2 separate regions of the Homo sapiens genome follow, and region 1 is linked to region 2. The links are chromatin contacts, found by Hi-C or POLR2A ChIA-PET in ENCODE. All regions are on one chromosome and are shown on one strand. The core of a region is the stretch at or near the end of the contact, and the rest is flanking DNA. Distances in the headings are between cores, read along the strand shown. Region 1 holds the start of TBILA (TGF-beta induced lncRNA). Region 2 overlaps CD96 (CD96 molecule).

Region 1 (4,625 bases), core at 408-2,907, 520 kb before region 2:
AGTTCTGTGAATTATGAGAAATGCATACAGTCATGTGGGCACTAACACAATCAAGATAAAGAACAACAACAAAAAATTTCCTCCTGTGCTTTGAAAGTCAACACCTCCCCCACCTTTTGCTCCTGGCAACACTAATATGTTTTCTGTTCCTGTGGTTTCACCTTATCTCTAATGTCACAGAAGGTAGGCTTTAAGTCTGGTCTCTTTCACTTAGTGTAATGCATTTGAGATTGATCCAAGTTATTGCATGTATTAATAGTCCACTCCTTTTCAATGATGGTCAGGATTCTGTTGTGTGGATGTAATATAACACAGAGCTTATTTAGCAATTCACTCAATGAAGATCAGTTGGGCTATTTCCAGGGTATTTCGGCTATTATGAGTAAAGCACATATAAAAATTTGTACACACAGTCTTAGAGGACATAAGTTTCACTTGGCTAAATGCCTAGGAGTGAAATTGCCAGGTTGTACAGTAACCCTATGTTCAATTTTATAAGAAATTGCCATACTTCTGAGATGGGAGAGTTCCCTTGACCCCTTCTCGGGACTTGCGACAGGGGTGTGGCCTACTTACTTGGCCACCACCATGCTCAAACTCTCTGTGGGAGCGGGAGCACGCAGGCAAGCGGGTGCCAGGGCTTCGATGAGCACTTTTGGGCTCCAGCCCAACAGCAGCATTTAGGGATGTGTTACAATTCATGCTCTTTTAGCAGTTGCCATCCGTGGACAGCTAAGTGTTAACCCACTCAATGGAGAGTCAGGGTGGCAGCCTTTTACACCCTGCCCTGTTGGTACCCAGGTTCTTGTTCAGCATCCAGGAAGAATCAGGTTGCATGAATGGTTTGAAAGTTGATGGATGTGGACGATTTTATTAAATGGTGGAAGTGGCTCTCAGTGGAAGGGGAGCTGCAAAGGGGATGGTGCAGGAAGAAAGTGACCTTTCCCTGAAGTCTGCTGTCTCTGGCCGGGCTCCTCCCTGAAGTCATGCCACCTGAAGTTAAGCCACATCTCTGACACTCAGTTGCTTCTTCTCCTCTTGATGTTCAGCCGCTTGTCTGTCTGCCAGCTGAGGTCTGGGGTTTATATGGGCACGGGATAGGGGGGCTGGACAGGCTAAAGAGTAACATTTGGGCAGGATAACAGGGATAACTGTTCTCATTTAGGGCTTCGGTTTCAAGGCTTGAGGGTGGGACCTTTGCCAGTGAACCACCCTCTTCTACCCAGTAAAGCCCTGCCTTCTGTCCTTATCACTTCTTTCCAAAAAGGCTGTCATTTTGCATTCTCATCAGCAATGCATGAGACTTCCAGTTGCTTTGCATACCTTGCCATACTTGATATTGTCAGGGTTTTATAGCCATTGTAATAAGTATGTAAAAGTGTTCCATTGTGGATTTGATTTACACTTCCCTAATAACTACAATGTTTAGCATCTTTTAATGTTCATCTGTATAGTTCCTTTGGTGAAATGTCTGTTCAAATATTTTGCCCATTTTGTTACTGGGTGTTTGTTTTCAGATTTGAGAGTTGTTGATACTATATTTTCTACAGGTCTGTGGCTTGACTGTTTTAACCTCCTTCTGACTTTTCTAAGAAGACAACGTGATTTATAAACGTAAATATCTGTAGTGGAAAAACTCCCATGGCCCATCTGTAATTTCAGACCTGGGATTCCCCAGAGGTTCGAAGCTCTCATTGACGGGTAGTTGCTGGTTATGGCCAACAGCCAGGTTGGTTCAGGCACTGACATGTTAGGACATTCTGCACATGCGTGCCTCTAACACTCCTCCCCCAGCCTCTTCCTTCCCTCTGCAGAGACACCCTTCTCCTTTCTGCTGTCTCTGCACGGGTGGCCAGAGCCACACAGCCCTTTCTTTAAGTCAGGAGTTGCCCTGTCAGAGCACAAGGCAAGAAGGAAGTGGTAAAGGGACGGAGGGGAAGCCCTGAGAGGACTGAGAGGATGGGAAATTCTCTGCTGAGAGAAAACAGGTAAGTCTAGACTCCCTGTGGGAGAGCAGAGGAGATGGGACAGGACAATACAGCAAGGAAGAGAAAAAGAAAGCTAGTATACAGTTAGCACACTAAGTTGGGGTAGAAAGTAGTTGGGTAAGGAAACTGCCAAGCCTTCAGTGCCTACTCTGTGCCAGATACCACATTAAATTTCCCATAGGTTTTGCCTTCTCCCAAGAATCATGGTGAGCAGCTGATGGAGAATAGCTGAAAGGTGGAAAGACTTTACCAAGGAAGGTCTATATAATAGGTTACCACCTAAGAAATGAAACAACTTTCTGAAAGCCCGGGAAGGAGATGCTCTCCTGAGCTCCTCATGCTCCACAAGGAGGTCAAAATCACCACCCTCTTTCAGCCACTATTTTAAGTTTGAAATAAACAGCAAGCTTCCTGCCACCTTGAGTCTTCCTTTGATGTGCACTCCCTGCAAGCAGGTAAGCAGAGGTCATCTAGATTAAATAGGCACAGAACTCAGATTTACTTTCTGGACCTCAGCCTCTTTATTTTAAGTAGAAATAATAATACAATATCTACCTTAGAGAGTTCTAGTGTGTATTGTGCTAGCATAGTGCCTGACATAAAGTAGGGTTCAAAATTAGAAGATATTTTCTGCTTTCTTTTTCTGACCATCATCTTCCTTAATATCAAAGCCGTGCCACCAAAATAGTGCCACCACAGACAAGGTAATCTCTAGGGTATAAAGTGGGGTGATCTAGAGAGAGTAAGCGAGCCAGAGGGGGTCTTCACAGGGTTATGTTTGGAATCCCTGGTCTCAGTTCATGCTACTGGAGAGTGGAACACAGGAAAAAATGGTAGCCCACTTTTGACCACTTGCCGAAAAGAGGATTGGTGGTCCTGTGGAATATCTCATGTCCCTTCCTAAGAATCATGTTGTCTGAGACTTCTCTACCCTGGGTTGTCACAGCCCCTTGTCAATCTTCTACTCTAGCATTGTTCTAACAATTATATAAATTACTATTTTTATTACTAGATATGAGATGCTCAAATGTAGTGATTGTTTCTTATTTATCTTTGAATTCCTGGTTCCTGGCATTGTTTCTGGCATATCACGTGCACTGAATAAGTGCAAAAAAACTTTAAAAAAATTTTTTTACTTTAAAATTTTGTTTTATGTAAGAAAAAAAACCTTTTTCCAAGGTGCACACATCTTATGCTATTTGGACTTCTTATGGTTTTTTATTTATTTTAAAGAAAATTCGATTTTAAATCTAGAAAGCTTTTTGGTTTCTGCCATTGCATTCATGCTTAAAATTCTTTGCTCTTCCTAAGATAAGACAAATCAACTCACATAAGTTTTGATTTTGTTATTTTACATTTGGCAACATATATTCAATATATGGTGTCAGATGTAAATTTTTTTCCAAATAGTTGATCAGTTTGCCCAACATCTTTATTTCTATGATGATTTAAAAGGTCTCCCTTGAACCAAGTGCAGTGGCATGCACCTGTAGTCCCAGCTACTCAGGAGGCTGAGGCAGGAGGATTGCTTGAGCCCAGGAGTTTGAGGGCAGCCTGAACAACATAGCAAGACCCAGTCTTAAAAATAAATTCATTAAAATAATTAAATAAAATGTTTCCGTTAACGTATTCAAAAGTCTTGTATATATTGGTATCTAATTTTCATTGTCACCCCAACACCCAGTTATCATCTAGTCAGCATACCCCCCCAACCGTGTCTCTCCAGATCAAATAAGCTAAGAAGTCAGGGAAATTTTGCACAGAATAGAATGGCACTCATCCCTTCATGAGAGGAGCTCAGTCTCAGAGGAAGAGACCTGCCAGCAGCAAACCCAGCTTTTCCCCCTTAGTGGCTGTGGATCCTCAGACCAGTTGCCTAGCATTTTGGGCCTCAGTTTCCTCATTAGTATAAAAAATATAATGATAATATCTATCTTATGGATTTATTCTGGGATTAAATGAAATATAACACACAAAATGATTGGCATATAGTAAGTAGTGTTTAAGTGTTAGTTTCTTTATCCTCATACTCCCAATTCCCAACAAGTGGGAAGATGGGTATACAGAAATCTAACCCAAACAATGAACCAATTTATTTTCTTTATTCAATCCTTTTCTTCTCCTTCTGTCCCTTGTTCTGGGCCTCCATGCTTTCTGTGAAAGATGGTGTGATTTACACAAGACAAAGCCAGTACCTTTCCCCATTACTTGTGCATAGCTCCTGGAACTGCACCAAAGAGATGGTAGCTGAGGACCTCAGGCCTCTCTCTGGACACGGATACTCTCAAGGGTCATGACGAGGATCCCTGGATATTTGGGATCAGATGATTTAGGATCACTTGTTCATGGAGGTTGGAGAACATCAGTGGGCTGTTGCTGTGGCAATGGAGAGCATGTCAGATCAAAGGTAGCTTGCGACATGTGCTTGAGGAAACAGTATTAACATGTGTGAGGGCAACCAGTCAATTTCTGAGTTACACACAAATAGCAGAAATGAGGAAAGTCGGAAAAATTATGAAAAGAAGTGACAGGCCTGTTTAGGAAATACTTAGCCTGTTTCTGATATGTTGAGTTTCAGGCGGCAGCAGAACACTCAAGAGATGCCTTGGAATGTGAGAATGCAAAGCCCCAAACAGA
Region 2 (4,646 bases), core at 1,075-3,574:
GGAGATTGAGACCATCCTGGCTAACACGGTGAAACCCCCGTCTCTACTAAAAATACAAAAAATTAGCTGGACATGTAGTCCCAGCTACTCGAGAGGCTGAGGCAGGAGAATGGCGTGAACCTGGGAGGCGGAGCTTGCAGTGAGCTGAGATCGTGCCACTGTACTCCAGCCTGGGCAACAGAGCGAGACTCTGTCTCAAAAAAAAAAAAAAAAAAAAGAGAGAAATAAATTTGGTCATTGTTTCCTCCTTCAAGGAATTAAAAATTACATATAAAGGTCTTGATTTATTTTGAGATGGTTTTTGCTTACTAGACTCTTAATCATGACATTTCTTCTCAAACTGGACAGTATGAGTCGTAGCTTCATTGTTGTTTTTTATGCACTTTCACATTTGATTCTCCTAATAATTGTATGAACTAGATAATGTTACTCTCATTTTTTTAAGACAAGGAAACTACTACAGAGGTGAAATTGTCACGGGATCCTTGAGGTCTTGCTTTGCCAGCCAGAAATTCTGTGGCCAGTGGCACCTTCTGCCTGAGTATTGCTCACACTTCTGGGCTCATTCCACCCACTTGGTTTGGCAGGCTGTGCTTGGTCTGTGCTACCAGCCTGGATCCCACACCTGCCAAGGGTGAGCCAGGTGCAGAGCAGCAAGGGGTGTGTGAACGAGTGAGCGTGGGGTCTGGCCACTGCACACAGCCAGGCACACTGGCTGCTGAGGCAGGGTGGGAATCTCCAGGCTCCAGCATGGGTGCCGACTCTGTGTGATGCTGCTGCTGGACCAGATGTATGGCAAGCAGTTTCTGCTGCAGGCACTGGTGTCTGGACAAGGGGAACACTGTGGCACCAGAAAGCTTGGAGATGCCAGGAACTGTAGAGCTCCAAAGAGGGTTTTACAGCCCTGGCCTGGGAGGCCTTAGGTCTGGGCTCCCTGAAGGGCCACAGCTCTTCTCTCCTTCTCATTGCTTGCAATGTGGTGAGCAGGTGGGAGGTGTGTTTCAGCTGGGTTTGTGTTACAACTCTTTCAGTCCCACCATTCAGTAGGTCCCAAGTTCTTGTCTCGCCCCCAAGAAGAACGAGGTATGCTGACAACTGGAGGGTGAGCAAGGTGGAGAGGAGCTTCACTGAGCCACAGAACAGCTCTCAGGAGACCTGAAGTGGGTAGTTCCTTTCCATATGCAGGCTGTCCCAATGAGTGTCCAGCTCTCAGTGGAGAGGAGACCTGTAGTGGGTAGCTCCTTTCTGCAGGCAAGTTGTCTGGATGAGGAGACCCATAGTGGGTAGCTCCCTCCCACAGCTGGTAGTCTTGACTTCTTTCTGAGTCTGGCTGAATCCCCGGTTTTTCATGGGCTCAGAAGGGAGAAAGTGCATGGTGATTGGTCCATAGATGGCCATAGGCAGGCCAGGAAAAAGCACTATCCAATTGGCCCAGTGGTCATCGATGAAGTTATTACTCATATCCATGGACTTCACTTGGAACTGGCAGCCTGGCTCCCAGGCTTCAGGCCATGCCTGGCCTGAAGGTGGGGTTTCACTGGGGACCTACACCTTTCCATCCAGGAACCTAGTCAGCCTCCCACTGTCATCATGCCTTCCATAGCCCAGGCTGTTTGCACCAAATGGCACCTGCAGGCCTGCACCCAGCTGCCCTCAGCCCATCTCCACCTGCTGCCTCCTTCCTGTGCTCCTTGGCGCCCAAAGTCTGGAGGGGGCCAAGGTGGGGGATTGGTGTGTCAGTGCTGCCCCAAGTGTGCACACACCTGGCCAGGTTGTGACAGTGCCTGGGCTGAGCCTCATCTTTGCTCTGAAATTGGAGCAGGTGCTGGGAGTGGGAAGAGTCCAGGGGGTGGAAGCAGGCCCTTCTGAGCCTGCAGAAGCGGGGGTGTTCCCAGGCCCTCAAGAGAGCAGGGGTGTCAGGGTCTGGAGCCACAGCTGGGTGGCTGCAGCTGCCCTGAAAGCCCAGGGCTCCTGCCTTGCCAAGTCAGTAGGGGGCAGGCTCCCTCCTGTTCTCAGCCTCTACGGGCTCAACAGTCCCAGCCAGGCCTCCCTCACTACAGCTGGCATCCCCACAGCAGCTAGTCCAGTCGGGCAGCTGCTGCCATCAGAATGACTTGCTCTAGGCTACAGAGCCAGTAGGTGGCAGAGACAACAACTGAACCCAAGGCTGTCTGACACTAAAGACTATATTTATTCCATTCTGGTAGCCTTATAAGTGTAGTTAGCCTTGCTGCAGCATGCATCATCATCATCAGGGCCTAGCCACGGAAGAGCTCACTCATGATGTCTAGCACGCAACCACCCAGAATAGCAGGCCTTTGATAGCTTCTCTTCCTGTCCCACCACCACCTTTCAGCTTCCTGTCCCACCACCACCTTTCAGCTTCCTGTCATAAGGCTACCCAGACATCAGCCCTAGCCAGATGGCTTTTCTTTAGGGAGATATCCTCTGCATTCCCTAAAGCCTTCCTTTGTTAATCTCTTCTTTTTTATACTTAAAAAAATTCTCCATTTAAAAAATATTTACTGAATTATCAATACTTATTGGTAACCATGTGTTATCATTGTTCTAGGTGATACAGCTGTATCAGTAGACAAATAAGATAAAAAACACTGCCCTCATCAGATTTACTTTTTTTATGTGTGGAGAGGAGCCAAACAGGTAACTTATAGACGGTGTTAAAATGTGTTATGGAGAAAATACAGCCAAAAAAGGGGAACAGGAAATGGGGTGGGAGGCAGCTGCAATTTAAAATATGATGGTCATGGAGTACCTCATCGAGAAGGTGACATTTGAACAAAAATTTCGAGAAGATGAGGGTGTGATCCATGTAGATATTTGGGGGAAGAATTTTTCAGGCATAGGAAGTGAGGTTAAAAGGCCCTGAGATGAGAGAAATCCTGGTATGTTGAAGAAACAGCTAGGAGGCTAGCTTGGCTGAGCAAAGCAAGAGAAAGGGAGAGGGCAGTCGTGGGGGATATATCAAGTAGGGTATAATGTGGCTTTTCATGCTAACTGTAGATTTCTGCTCATCTTTACTGCCCACTTCCCTCCTCCCCTCACTAGATGTTGGTCCTTGTGAGCCTGGTTTTGTTTACATCAGTATCTATCTCAAGTAGATACATAATTCTAAACCTAGATTATTTGCTTTCATTCTAAACCTAGATTATTTTTATTAAAACACACATGCACGCAGACACACACATACACACACACCCCTTAGACAAAGACAGACTGGTCAATCAGCCACTCTATTTCCTACCTTGGGTTCTTACTGTATTTCCAAATGGATTTAGAGGTTCTAATAATAGAATACAACATGTTGACACTTACTGTGAACCAAGTGCTATAGAAGGTATTTTGTTTGCTTAGTCTCTTCTGTTGCTTTTAATCACCCTTAGAAGAAGGAACCACCCACGTGAAAGCTTTCCCTTTTCTGCATTCTCCTGTCTCCCTTCATGTTCCTCAAGCATCCTCACCTTTGGCCAATGCTTCTAGAACTCAGTGTTTATCTTCCATCCATCACACTATTGCTAAGAACTACAGCTTTCTGTGGATCCTCTCAGTGGGTTAACCATCACCTCATCATGTTTGCTTCATTTTCACTGTATTTCCTTTAACTCTTCAATGGTTAATGCAGAACAAAATTTTTAAATGGAATACTTGTACCTTCATTTCAGATGAGGTTCCAAAGGTTAAGAACCATAATACAGGGCACAAGCCACCTCACGTTGAAAGCAGGGTTCTAGCCCACCTATGCAGGACATGCGAGGCAGTGTGGAGTGGGACCTGTCAGTGGTGGTCCATCATCAACCTCAAAGCTGTGTGACGGGGTGGGAGCAGACTGGCTAAGAGTTCCTTTGAAGGGTCCTGTGCATCAGGCCCTCCCTCATGGAGAAGATGAAGAAGAATCCGCTCCTTCACTTTAGACCAAGCGAAGTGTGGATCTGAGAGAAATACTCATATCTCTTGACCTGTGTGTCCTGGAATTTAGGACAAAGGGGCATGGTGCCTTACTCAGGCTGGAGAGGCTGCATTAGGAGTCCATGGTTGGTTAGTGGCTCTGAATGGGCATGGAGAAGAGAGACAGGGCCACACTGGTGAAGAGGAGCACTTCCCCCATAGAGTAGGCAAAGGTGCACATTTTTCCAGACATAATAGGGTGCCATGAAAAGAATCTCACTCAGGAAGAACACCTAGAGGAACAAAGAAGCCCCCAAGAGGAGCTGACCTTCAGAAGTTTAGAGGCTGCAGAGAGAAGGAAGCAGAAGACCAGAAGAGAGGCATGGCCTGCACCAAGGGACAGCAGCCATAGGACAGTCAGGGATTTCTGAAAAATCTGCCAGAGTGCCCCATGAAGTCAATATGGCAATTTTTATTCTCCTCATCCAGAGGACACCTAAGTCAGATTACATCCAGCCTATTAAGGAAGTTCCTTCCTTACCTACCTCTCCCTCTTCTTCTTACGCCATTCCCCATAAAGAGGGACCCAAGCCAGCAGCTAGGAGCGGAGGAGAGGATGAAGCCAAGTCAGGGAATCAGAGACATTCCCTGTCTCTTCCCTACCCCCACCTCACATATCCCAGCGTTTCCAAGTTGAGTTAGAGCCACACTTGGGGGAAGGAAGAGGAAAGAAGTTCTGGACT

What was found. Hi-C counts contacts between places; a loop is a spot of excess contacts on that map. ChIA-PET counts read pairs that join two places held with the same protein, here RNA polymerase II (POLR2A). Pooled maps may share reads with other maps.
Region 1: a pooled map shows a loop between it and region 2 (4-fold over the local background). The contact joins the promoter of TBILA here to the enhancer-like site in region 2. A Hi-C loop is called at or near these places in 1 of 168 maps with a recorded cell type or tissue (naive thymus-derived CD4-positive, alpha-beta T cell) and 6 of 50 pooled maps. POLR2A ChIA-PET finds 5 or more read pairs at or near these places in 1 of 52 experiments (MCF 10A).

The regions. Positions count from the first base shown.
Region 1 is chr3:112,130,455-112,135,079 of GRCh38, reverse strand. It overlaps TBILA (TGF-beta induced lncRNA), which reads right to left and starts at 1,657. Exons shown (of 1, transcript NR_157393.1): 1 at 1-1,657. It overlaps GCSAM (germinal center associated signaling and motility), which reads left to right and starts at 1,832. Exons shown (of 6, transcript NM_152785.5): 1 at 1,832-1,988; 2 at 4,567-4,625. The coding sequence starts at 1,960. It also overlaps a transcript of C3orf52 not described here. RefSeq lists enhancers at 1,507-1,686, 2,167-2,226.
Region 2 is chr3:111,614,154-111,618,799 of GRCh38, reverse strand. All of the region lies in intron 8 of CD96 (CD96 molecule), which reads right to left. Among named protein-coding and RNA genes, the nearest start is that of ZBED2, 21 kb to the right of the region's middle. RefSeq lists enhancers at 1,296-1,796, 1,797-2,297. Within about 2 kb of position 2,324, at least 4 of the 41 ENCODE cell types and tissues checked have a DNase peak (open chromatin) inside an H3K27ac peak, as active enhancers do.